2 separate regions of the Homo sapiens genome follow, and region 1 is linked to region 2. The links are chromatin contacts, found by Hi-C or POLR2A ChIA-PET in ENCODE. All regions are on one chromosome and are shown on one strand. The core of a region is the stretch at or near the end of the contact, and the rest is flanking DNA. Distances in the headings are between cores, read along the strand shown. Region 1 holds the start of TXNL4A (thioredoxin like 4A). Region 2 overlaps KCNG2 (potassium voltage-gated channel modifier subfamily G member 2).

Region 1 (4,837 bases), core at 467-2,966, 160 kb before region 2:
CCTGAAATTGTTTCATTACAATAAAGCATTTCGTATATAATTGGGAAATATTCTGTATTATGTAAAAAGCTTAATCTGGCAGTGAGCTGCACTTGTGATTCTAGTATTTAAATTGTGGGTGCATATTATCAAAGCACCTTATGGTGCTGTGTCCCAGAGGAAACCAAACATGGAACCCATTTCAATCCCCATGCCAGCAGGCTCTTCAGACTGTAGTTCTCACCATGCCACAGCCCATCTGAGAGACACCACAGCATCTGCATAGTGATTTGTTGTTGTTTTTGAGATGGAGTCTCACTCTGTCACCCAGGCTGGAGTGAAGTGGTGCGATCTCAGCTCACTGCAACCTCCACCCCCTGGGTTCAAGCGATTCTCCTGCCTCAGCCTCCCTAGTAGCTGGGATTATAGGCGGGCGCCACCATGCCCGGGTAATTTTTTGTATTTTTAGTAGAGACGGGGTTTCACCATGTTGGCCAGACTGGTCTTGAACTCCCGACCATAGGCGATCCGCCGGCCTCGGCCTCCCAAAGTGCTGGGATTACAGGCGTGAGCCACCGCGCCCGGGCGTGATTTGTTTTAAATTTGTCATCTAAAGGACCACCAGGATAGCTAGATAGTAGACAAGAGTTTTACTATCAATATCAGTTTGCAAACCAGGGAGTCTCCAGCATGAACCCAAAGTGCTCTCTCAGAAGAACAGAGGTTAGAGGTTTTATTTTAAAAAGAGAAATATTAACTTATTTCTCTTTGAGAAAGTTCACTGGCACTAGTAAGGGTTTGGGGAGCTCTGACTGGTGAGCGAAGCCAGGGGGCCAGATCAGTCCTGGAGGTGGAAGTTATGCTGAAGCTATGGAATAAAACTGGCTTTAGGTCGGGCGCGGTGGCTTCTTCCTGTAATTTCAGCGCTTTGGGAGGCCGAGGCGGGCAGATCACTTGAGGTCAGGAGTTCAAGACCAGCCTGGCCAACATGGTTAAACCCCGTCTCTACTAAGTACAAAAAAACACTAGCCGGGCTGGCGCCTTGTAGTCCCAGCTTATGGGGAGGCGGAGGCAGGAGAAGCGCTTGACCCCGGGAGGCGGAGGCTGCAGTGGGCCAAGATCACGTCACTGCACGTCTCAAAAAAAAATTTTTTTTCTTTATAAAAAGACAAATTAAAAAACCTGGTTTCAGGTTACAACAGGCAGCTCAGCAGCCGGCCTGATGGTGACATTCCTCAAGGACGGCCTGCCCAGTGCTTCCTCCCTACCCCGCTGCTCGACTCTGCTGTGGTTGGGTATGGCAACAACGACACATTTTTATGATCAAGTTTCACAAATGACACACATGAACTGTCTTAGTAACACACAGAAACAAGCACCAGAAAGGAAGAAAACGAGCCGCAGTGCCGGGCATTCCGGGCCTTTCTGGACGTCCCCATCCGTGGCTGGAGGACAGCCCGGGCGGCGGCGGGCGGCCTCGGGGCGGGAGCGTGGGGGCAGGGCACGGCGAGCCCGGGGCTTCTCAGGACCACCAGGCCGCCTGGACGCTGGGGAGGAACCCCCACTCCGACAGCTGCTATGACGGAACCAACGGCGCTCCACGGTGCCCAGGTCGCCGCCGCTCCACCCGGCCAACTACACGTTCGCGCGGCGCCTATACGCACATGCCGTCAGCACGCACGGCGCTAGCGCGCGCGCATGCCGTCAGCACGCACGGCGTCGGTGCGTGCGCGCCCAGACGTTCTGCCGGGTGGCAGTCCCAGCGGAGTTTGCGTGTGCGGGCGGGACCGGATTTCGTCCGTGGGCCCGGGGGCGGCGGGGGCCGGGGAGTGAGGGGCCGGCTGAGCCCACCTCGCTGGGCCCTCCCTGGCGCCCCGCCTTGGGCGGCGGCGAGCGCGCGGGCCGCCATGTCGTACATGCTCCCGCACCTGCACAACGGCTGGCAGGTGGACCAGGCCATCCTCTCGGAGGAGGACCGCGTGGTCGTCATCCGCTTCGGCCACGACTGGGATCCTACGTGCATGAAGATGGACGAGGTCCTGTACAGCATCGCCGAGAAGGTAGCGCGCCGGACTCTCCCGCTCTGCGGGCTGTGCTTCCGCATCTGCCCCGCGCCTCTGCCCTGCCGGCGTCGCCTGGGGGCGCGAGCTGTTCCCCGAGGAGGGGCCGCGGCTCCGTCGTTCAGGCGATTCCTCCCCTCGCTGCGGTCGAGCGCTCTCGGGGACTGTGCCGGCGTTTCACGCCTTTTTCTGCGGGGAGCTCTTGTAGTTTTTCATATTTTAAAGGGTTTATGATCCCCCTCCTCTCAAATGAATTAATTATTTCTGTTGATAAGGCGTTTTTCCCAAACTTATAGTTCAGTGAACAAAATGCACTTGCAGGTTTTATTGAGAGCGCGGATCCTTAATTTAAAAGGACGTCTTTTTTTGGTACCTGAGTTATTCGTTGTATGCATAAAGCAGGACTTTCATGTTCATAGCATGAGAAATCCTGCTTTTCTGTGGGTGTGTTTTTTTATCCCACCACGCTTTTTGTGAGTCATGTGGTTTACAGCTTACAGTGATTGAGGTGCAGTAAACATCAGGAGAAAATAGAAATATGCTTTGTTAGAATTAGTTCTCTGAATTTCTAATATTAGTACACTGAGTGGTCTTGGCATTTACTTGCTGACAATAAAAGTTGTAGGACACTATTTTATAACCAGATTTCATTCTTTTTCTGTGGTTCCTCATAGCAATTTTAGGATGACTTTTATTGAGGTTTTGCAGCTGTAGCAATAGGGCAAAGGGCACAAATACTAGGGTGTTAATAAAATATTTGCCATATTAATTTTCCATAAGTAATTTGAGAGGTTATTCCTTTTAATGAAGAGTAAAAGTAACATTGAAGCTATCTTTTCTTTCACAGATGCTAAAAAGTAGGCCTGGGTTAAAATAACTCCTTTGAGTAAAGAGTAACAGATGTAAGGACATATTTTATATTCAGGAAAGGAAAGACTATCTGGCCTGCCATTTATTAATTTTTGCTATTTCTTATTTAGTAGGAGAGGCATGAAGTTAGGAACTGTTGTTATATTTTAGTTATTACAAGACTCCCTTGGAGTGCTTACTAGAATGCATCTGTGATTCTGATTCTATGGGTATGGGGTGAAGTCCAGCAATGGCTTTTTAAAGAAGCCCCTCAGGGAATTCTGATGCGACTTGACCTTGAACCACCTTCCATGGGGGTCAGGGATGGAGGTGGAGTAGCTTTAGTACCAGCCATCTCGCAGCCTCTTCCTCCTGGACACTGAGGACTTGAGGAGGGACCTAGGGAATTCGGGAGAGCAGCAGTTCTCTCACACGCTGGGGGTTCTGCCAGCCGGGGATTAGAGATGATGAGAGAGGCAGTGCCACACATCAGTTTGTCATTGCTTGAGCTGTAGTGGACAAGGGCAGATACTGGAAATCCAGCGAAGAATTGACTAAGAGCAGTTTCCCAATAAGTAAATCACTGCTGTATTGACTTTGAGTTATGAATTCTAGAATCTTTCACTGTTCTACATTGCAGGTGGTGGCATAAACATCGGGTGGTGTTCAGATCCTGCTGCCGGCAGCTCGAGGCTAGGATGGCTGGAGATGTGAGGGCCTTTGTCTCATCACATCCGAGCACAGCTCAGCAAGATGCTCTTAGCTAGAAAACAGATTTTATGTGTTAATGTAAGTGTTTAGGGTCTTTGCCAGATTTGCTCTTTTCCAACTCCTTTATGTCCAATTTCTTTGTTATTACAGAATGAATCACTGTATCACTAGTGGACACACATAGTGGACACACACTTAAGGACAGTTGAAATGGGCTCACTTTGGGGTATTTTTTTTGGTCTTTTAAAATAGTCTGATTTTTGTTTTTGTCCAAAAATTTGGATAGCTTTATTAATAAACTTTTAATGCGAATATTATAATATAGTTATTAAAAGGGCAAACCTAGGCCAGGCGCGGTAGTTCATGTCTGTAATCCCAGCACTTTGGGAGGCCAGCGTAGGCGATCACTTGAGCCCAGGGATTCGAGACCAGCCTGGACAATATGGTGAAACCCCTTCTCTACTAAAAGTACAAATGCCGGGCGTGGTGGCACGTGCCTGTAGTCCCAGCTACTTGGGAGGCTGAGGTGGGAGAATCACCTGAGCCCGGGAAGTCAAGACTGCAGTGAGCCATGATTACACCACTGAACTCCAGCCTGGGCAACAGGAGTGAGACTCTGTCTCCAAAAAAAAAAAAAGTGCACACCTGAAATGCATTAAAAGAATATTCATGTTTTATTTTCTTCTTAGTCTATGGGCAAATATGACTTCCTAATTCTGGAAGCCCTTTTTTGGAGAAGCTCAACAGAAATTTTTGAAATATAAGGTTTTAGTATAAAGAACAATATAACTATTTAAAAATTTCCCTGTGCAGAAATGGCAGATAATGGGGACTCTTCCTTACCTTGTTCCGAGTTCTGTCTGGATATTCCAGCTGTTTTAAAGTGAGTAACAGTTGCAAATGTTCAGGCTGGACTTGATATGATTTTTCCTAGATGTGTTGTATTGATTTGCTGCTTCCACAGGGCCCACTTGACTTCATGCTGGATTAGAGTTGAGCTGTAAACTTCAGGAATAAAGTCAGTTTGGAAACAGAGCTATGCTTAAAAGATTTCACAGATGCCTAGAGTTTGCTAATAAATGTGGGGCAATTCATTTGATAAAGTGATAATAATAAATAAAGTTTTCATCTGGGCACTGTGTCTCACGCCTGTGGTCCCAGCATTTTGGGAGGCCGAGGTGGGTGGTTCCCTTGAGCCCAGGAGTTCGAGAACAGCCCGGGCAACATGGTGAAACCTT
Region 2 (4,345 bases), core at 164-2,663:
CGCTGTGCTAAACTACCAGTCCCCAGGCCCTGCCCCACTGGTGGGGCCGAAACCCTGGCTGGGGCCAGATGACCTCTCCTACCTAAGATAGCATCTCACCTGGAACTCTGACCAAGGAACAGAACTCTTTAGAGGCACGATGCTGACACCGCCAGGGAAAACGAAAGGAGGCTTAGTTTGAAACCCTCACGGTTTCCTGCAGGGATCCCACCCACATCTCCTGCCCTGGGGGCTCCGGGGTGGACACAGGACCACTGAGGCCTGGAGGGTGTCGCTGGTCTGGCCCGAGCCCCAGCTCCATGACCATGTGGGGGCGCACCTGCTAAGCTTCAGTATCTGGGAGTCCCCAGCCTGTCCCCAGGGAGGCCTGAGGCTGTCACCACCCCATAGAGGAGCAACAGAGGCTGGCGCGGCCCGGCCCCTGCATCGCCGGGGACGCCACGTCCTCACAAGGCACCAAGCAGCAAAGCTCAGCGTCCTGAACAGAAAGCGGGCAGAAGCCAAGGCGAATTTCCTAGAAACTGTAATTAAACTTTTACATTTTAATAATTATAATTTTTAGTTGGTAATTTCTTTTTCAATCAATTTTATCAAACAAGTGATTAGTCACTCCCACACCTTCTTTCACTGAACGTAATGACGTAACGCGCCGAACTAACCTTCCGTGAGGAGCTGCTCACTCAGTTCTTTCACTGAACGTAATGACGTAACGCGCCGAACTAACCTTCCGTGAGGAGCTGCTCACTCAGTTCTTTCACTGGATGTAATGACGTAACGCGCCGAACTAACCTTCCGTGAGGAGCTGCTCACTCAGTTCTTTCACTGGATGTAATGACGTAACGCGCCGAATGTAATCTTCCGTGAGGAGCTGCTCACTCAGTTTTCACTGAACGTAATGACGTAACGCGCCGAACTTAACCTTCCGTGAGGAGCTGCTCACTCAGTTCTTTCACTGAACGTAATGACGTAACGCGCCGAATCTAACCTTCCGTGAGGAGCTGCTCACTCAGTTCTTTCACTGAACGTAATGACGTAACGCGCCGAATCTAACCTTCCGTGAGGAGCTGCTCGCTCAGTTGTGAAGCTTCGTGCGGTGGGCAGCTGGGCAGGCCTGGGAAGGGAGCAGAACGGGCGCCGTACCTGAAGCGCCTGGAGCCTGGCTCTGGAGGGGCCTCCACACACCTGCTTTCCCTGCAGCTCTGCCTGCCTCAGAAGGGAGCAGGACCCACCTTCCCAGAGCCAGGCCCTCGGTCCCCGTCTGAAGCGACCCTTCTCCCACGGAGGCCTCGCGCCTCAGATCACAGTTTCAGCTCGACTACCCGGGTTCCTGGCCTTGCCAACGGCCACAGAGCTCCCGGCCCTTCCTGTCGCCCACAGTGTGTCAGCGCCCGCTTCCTCCAAGGTCAGGGCGGCCGGCAGGGCACAGGCCCCGACGCCGAGAGCTTCCTCTTAAGCTGCAGCCTCCACCCAGGCCCACGTCTCTATGGGGGTCATGCCCTGGACACAGCGTTTCAAAGAAAGGGCAGGTCCCAGAGCGGCCGAGAGGGCGACAGGTGTCCGCGCTCCCACCTGCCGTCCATGGGCAGACGCATAAAGAAACTTCCGGAAGGAAGGCCACAGACAGGCTGACAGTGCACGGTCAGGTCAGGTGATTTTTACTTTCTTTTTTCTGTCCTTCTGTATTTTCCCCCAGACGATACAGGTAATTTTAGTAACTGGAAAAAGGAATAAAAACGATTCTAATTTTAGAGGGAAAATCACATCTGACGGGTTTTTACAGAAAGAAACTGAAGCCCTATGAAATGACAGCGTGATTGATCTACCTTCGTATTAATCCTTATTGACACTTCATCTCCTGAAGCTTGCGCCCCGTCAGTCAAGTTGATGTTCACCGACAGGGACTTGGTAAAACCTCCGTGGTTTCTGAGACTCCTCGCTGAGGGGAGCTTCTGTAACTCTCAGGCGTTAAAGCTATTTTTTATGAAGAGGCATTTCGTCAGCAAACAGCAGAAAAGGACAGGAAAGATATTTTTATGGACCCAGACATCAGCGCATTCTTCGTAAACTGACGGTAAACACGAGTCTGTGATGTGCTGCTTTGAAAACAAGGCTTATAGCTGTAGGATGACTTAGGGATATTTTCCCATTCTTCAAGTGTCTTCCTTTTTCTTTTTTAAAGCCACATTATTATATTCAAGAAATGTAACGTTTGAAACAGACTGAACAATCAGAGGAGACACTGTGCAGTCCTCTTTGCAAACACATTTGAAAACCCAGAGGAAGTGCAGATGTTCTCGGGAAACAGAGACACCAAAAACTGTCCCAGGAGAGTTAGAAACTTCAGCAGACCCATTTCCATTGAAGAAACAGAAAGTTACTACTGACTGTCCTATCAAAGCACTAAGCCCCGACAGGTTTACAGAGAATTCTCCCAAGATTATAAAGCCTAGATAGTCTCCATGCTCTACAAATTATTTCAGAACATTGAGAAGGAAGGAAAGCTCTCTAGTTCATTTTATGAAGTAAGCAAACACTGATATTTAAACCAAATATAATAAGAAGAAAGAAAACTTAAGTTCAATATCACTCATCAATACCAATGCAGAAATTCTAAACGGAATATTATTAAACAGAATTCAATGCCTCTTAAGAAAAAAAAATACTGCGACAAAGTAGAATTTGTTCCAGAAGGTGCAAAGTAGGTTCAGTGGTAGGAAATCCATTAACATCATGCACCATAATAATAAATTTAGGTAGAAAAGTCATGTAATCATCTCCATAGATACCAAGCAGCCTTTGATGAATACTCAGGGCGTTGATGGGTATTTCACCAGCACCGGCAGCCTGTGTTAAGTTCTAAAGCCGCTCTCTTAATGGAGAAACACTAGAGGCATTTCCATGGCAATCAGAAACAAGGATACCCACTACCTCTGATATATTTAACATTATACGAGAGGTATTAATGAATAAAACTAGACAGCAAAAATCAATCAGAAGCATAGAGCAGGTAAAGAAGGGGTGAAACCGTCTCTCTTTGCAGATAGGATCATCTTATACTTGGAAATCCCAGAGAATCAATGACAAAACTTATTTATTGAATAAAAAAATTCAGAAAAGTAGCAGGCTATAAAATCAACAGCCTTCCTATACACAAACAACAAAGAACACAATCATTGGAAAAGTCCATTTATGGCCAAGCACCGAGGCTCACGCCTGTAATCCCACACTTTGGGAGGCCAAGGTCGGGGGATCGCTTGAGTCCAGGAGTTCAAGATCAGTTTGGGCAAAATGGCGAAACCCTGTCTCTACAAAAAATACAAGTTACCCACATGTGGTGATGCCTGTAGTCCCAGCTACTTGGGAGGCTGAGAGGTGGGAGGATCATCTGAGCCTGGGGGGCGGAGGCTGCAGTGAGCCAAGATCGTGCCACTGCACTCCAGCCTGGGTGACAGAGTGAGATCTTGTCTCAAAAATTAAATTAAATTGATGAAAGAAAAAGTCCATTTACAGTAGGAAAAAAACATGTAGGAACAAATTTCACAAGGAATGTGTACTGTTTTTACAAGAACAAATTTAAAACACGAAAGTAAACATGAACAAATGGAAAGCGAGCCATGCTCCTGGACAGGAGACTTGGCGCTGTGGAGGTGGCTTCCTCTTGGTGTTAGCTCATCAGTTCCACTCAATCCCAGTAAAACAGGGTAAGCTATTTTATGGAGTTGGACATGTCGATACTAAGGTTCAAATGTGCATAAAGAGCTGGGCACACGTGGAAAAAGAAAAACAACAAGGGGAAAAACTCATATAGCATGAACTCTTAAACATCAGGGGGTGAAGGACCAAAAACCCCATCGAGAAATGGGGAAACACATGAACAGGCCATTCACAAAAGATAAAAATGACTCTCACACGTATGGAAAACATGTTCAAGCACACTCGTAATCAGAGAAGTGCAGATTAAAACAATACTGAGATACCATTTCTCACCCATGAGACTGGCAAAAATTTAAAAATCCTACCACAACCCCTGGCCTGGCTGTGAGCAAACAGCGCTCGACACGGGGCACAGCTCTCAGGAGGGAGGAATGTGGCAACATCCGGCTGGCTAATGACCTCTGTGCAACCCCAATTCTGGGAGTCAACCCTGCAGAGATGAAAAGGTCCACATGTGGTGTTCACAGCAGCACAGGTGGAGATGGCAAAACCCTGGAAACAGCCCAGTGCCCGCACAGAGCAAGGTCGCTGAGTAAACGCGGGTGTCTACACGGTGGGGCACGTGCCGGAAGGAGGAAGGTCTGTAAGGCCTGCCACGAGATGACTTCCAGGACATTAAGTGAGAAGGCAA

The links. Hi-C counts contacts between places; a loop is a spot of excess contacts on that map. ChIA-PET counts read pairs that join two places held with the same protein, here RNA polymerase II (POLR2A). Pooled maps may share reads with other maps.
Region 1: a pooled map shows a loop between it and region 2 (2.0-fold over the local background). The contact joins the promoter of TXNL4A here to the enhancer-like site in region 2. A Hi-C loop is called at or near these places in 2 of 50 pooled maps. POLR2A ChIA-PET finds 5 or more read pairs at or near these places in 3 of 52 experiments (activated T-cell, activated naive CD4-positive, alpha-beta T cell and naive thymus-derived CD8-positive, alpha-beta T cell).

What each region holds. Positions count from the first base shown.
Region 1 is chr18:79,985,442-79,990,278 of GRCh38, reverse strand. TXNL4A (thioredoxin like 4A) reads left to right here and starts at 1,716. Exons shown (of 3, transcript NM_006701.5): 1 at 1,716-2,039. The coding sequence starts at 1,887. RefSeq lists silencers at 1,334-1,623, 1,664-1,903.
Region 2 is chr18:79,823,144-79,827,488 of GRCh38, reverse strand. All of the region lies in intron 1 of KCNG2 (potassium voltage-gated channel modifier subfamily G member 2), which reads right to left. Among named protein-coding and RNA genes, the nearest start is that of KCNG2, 27 kb to the right of the region's middle. RefSeq lists an enhancer at 315-1,514. Within about 2 kb of position 1,413, at least 2 of the 41 ENCODE cell types and tissues checked have a DNase peak (open chromatin) inside an H3K27ac peak, as active enhancers do.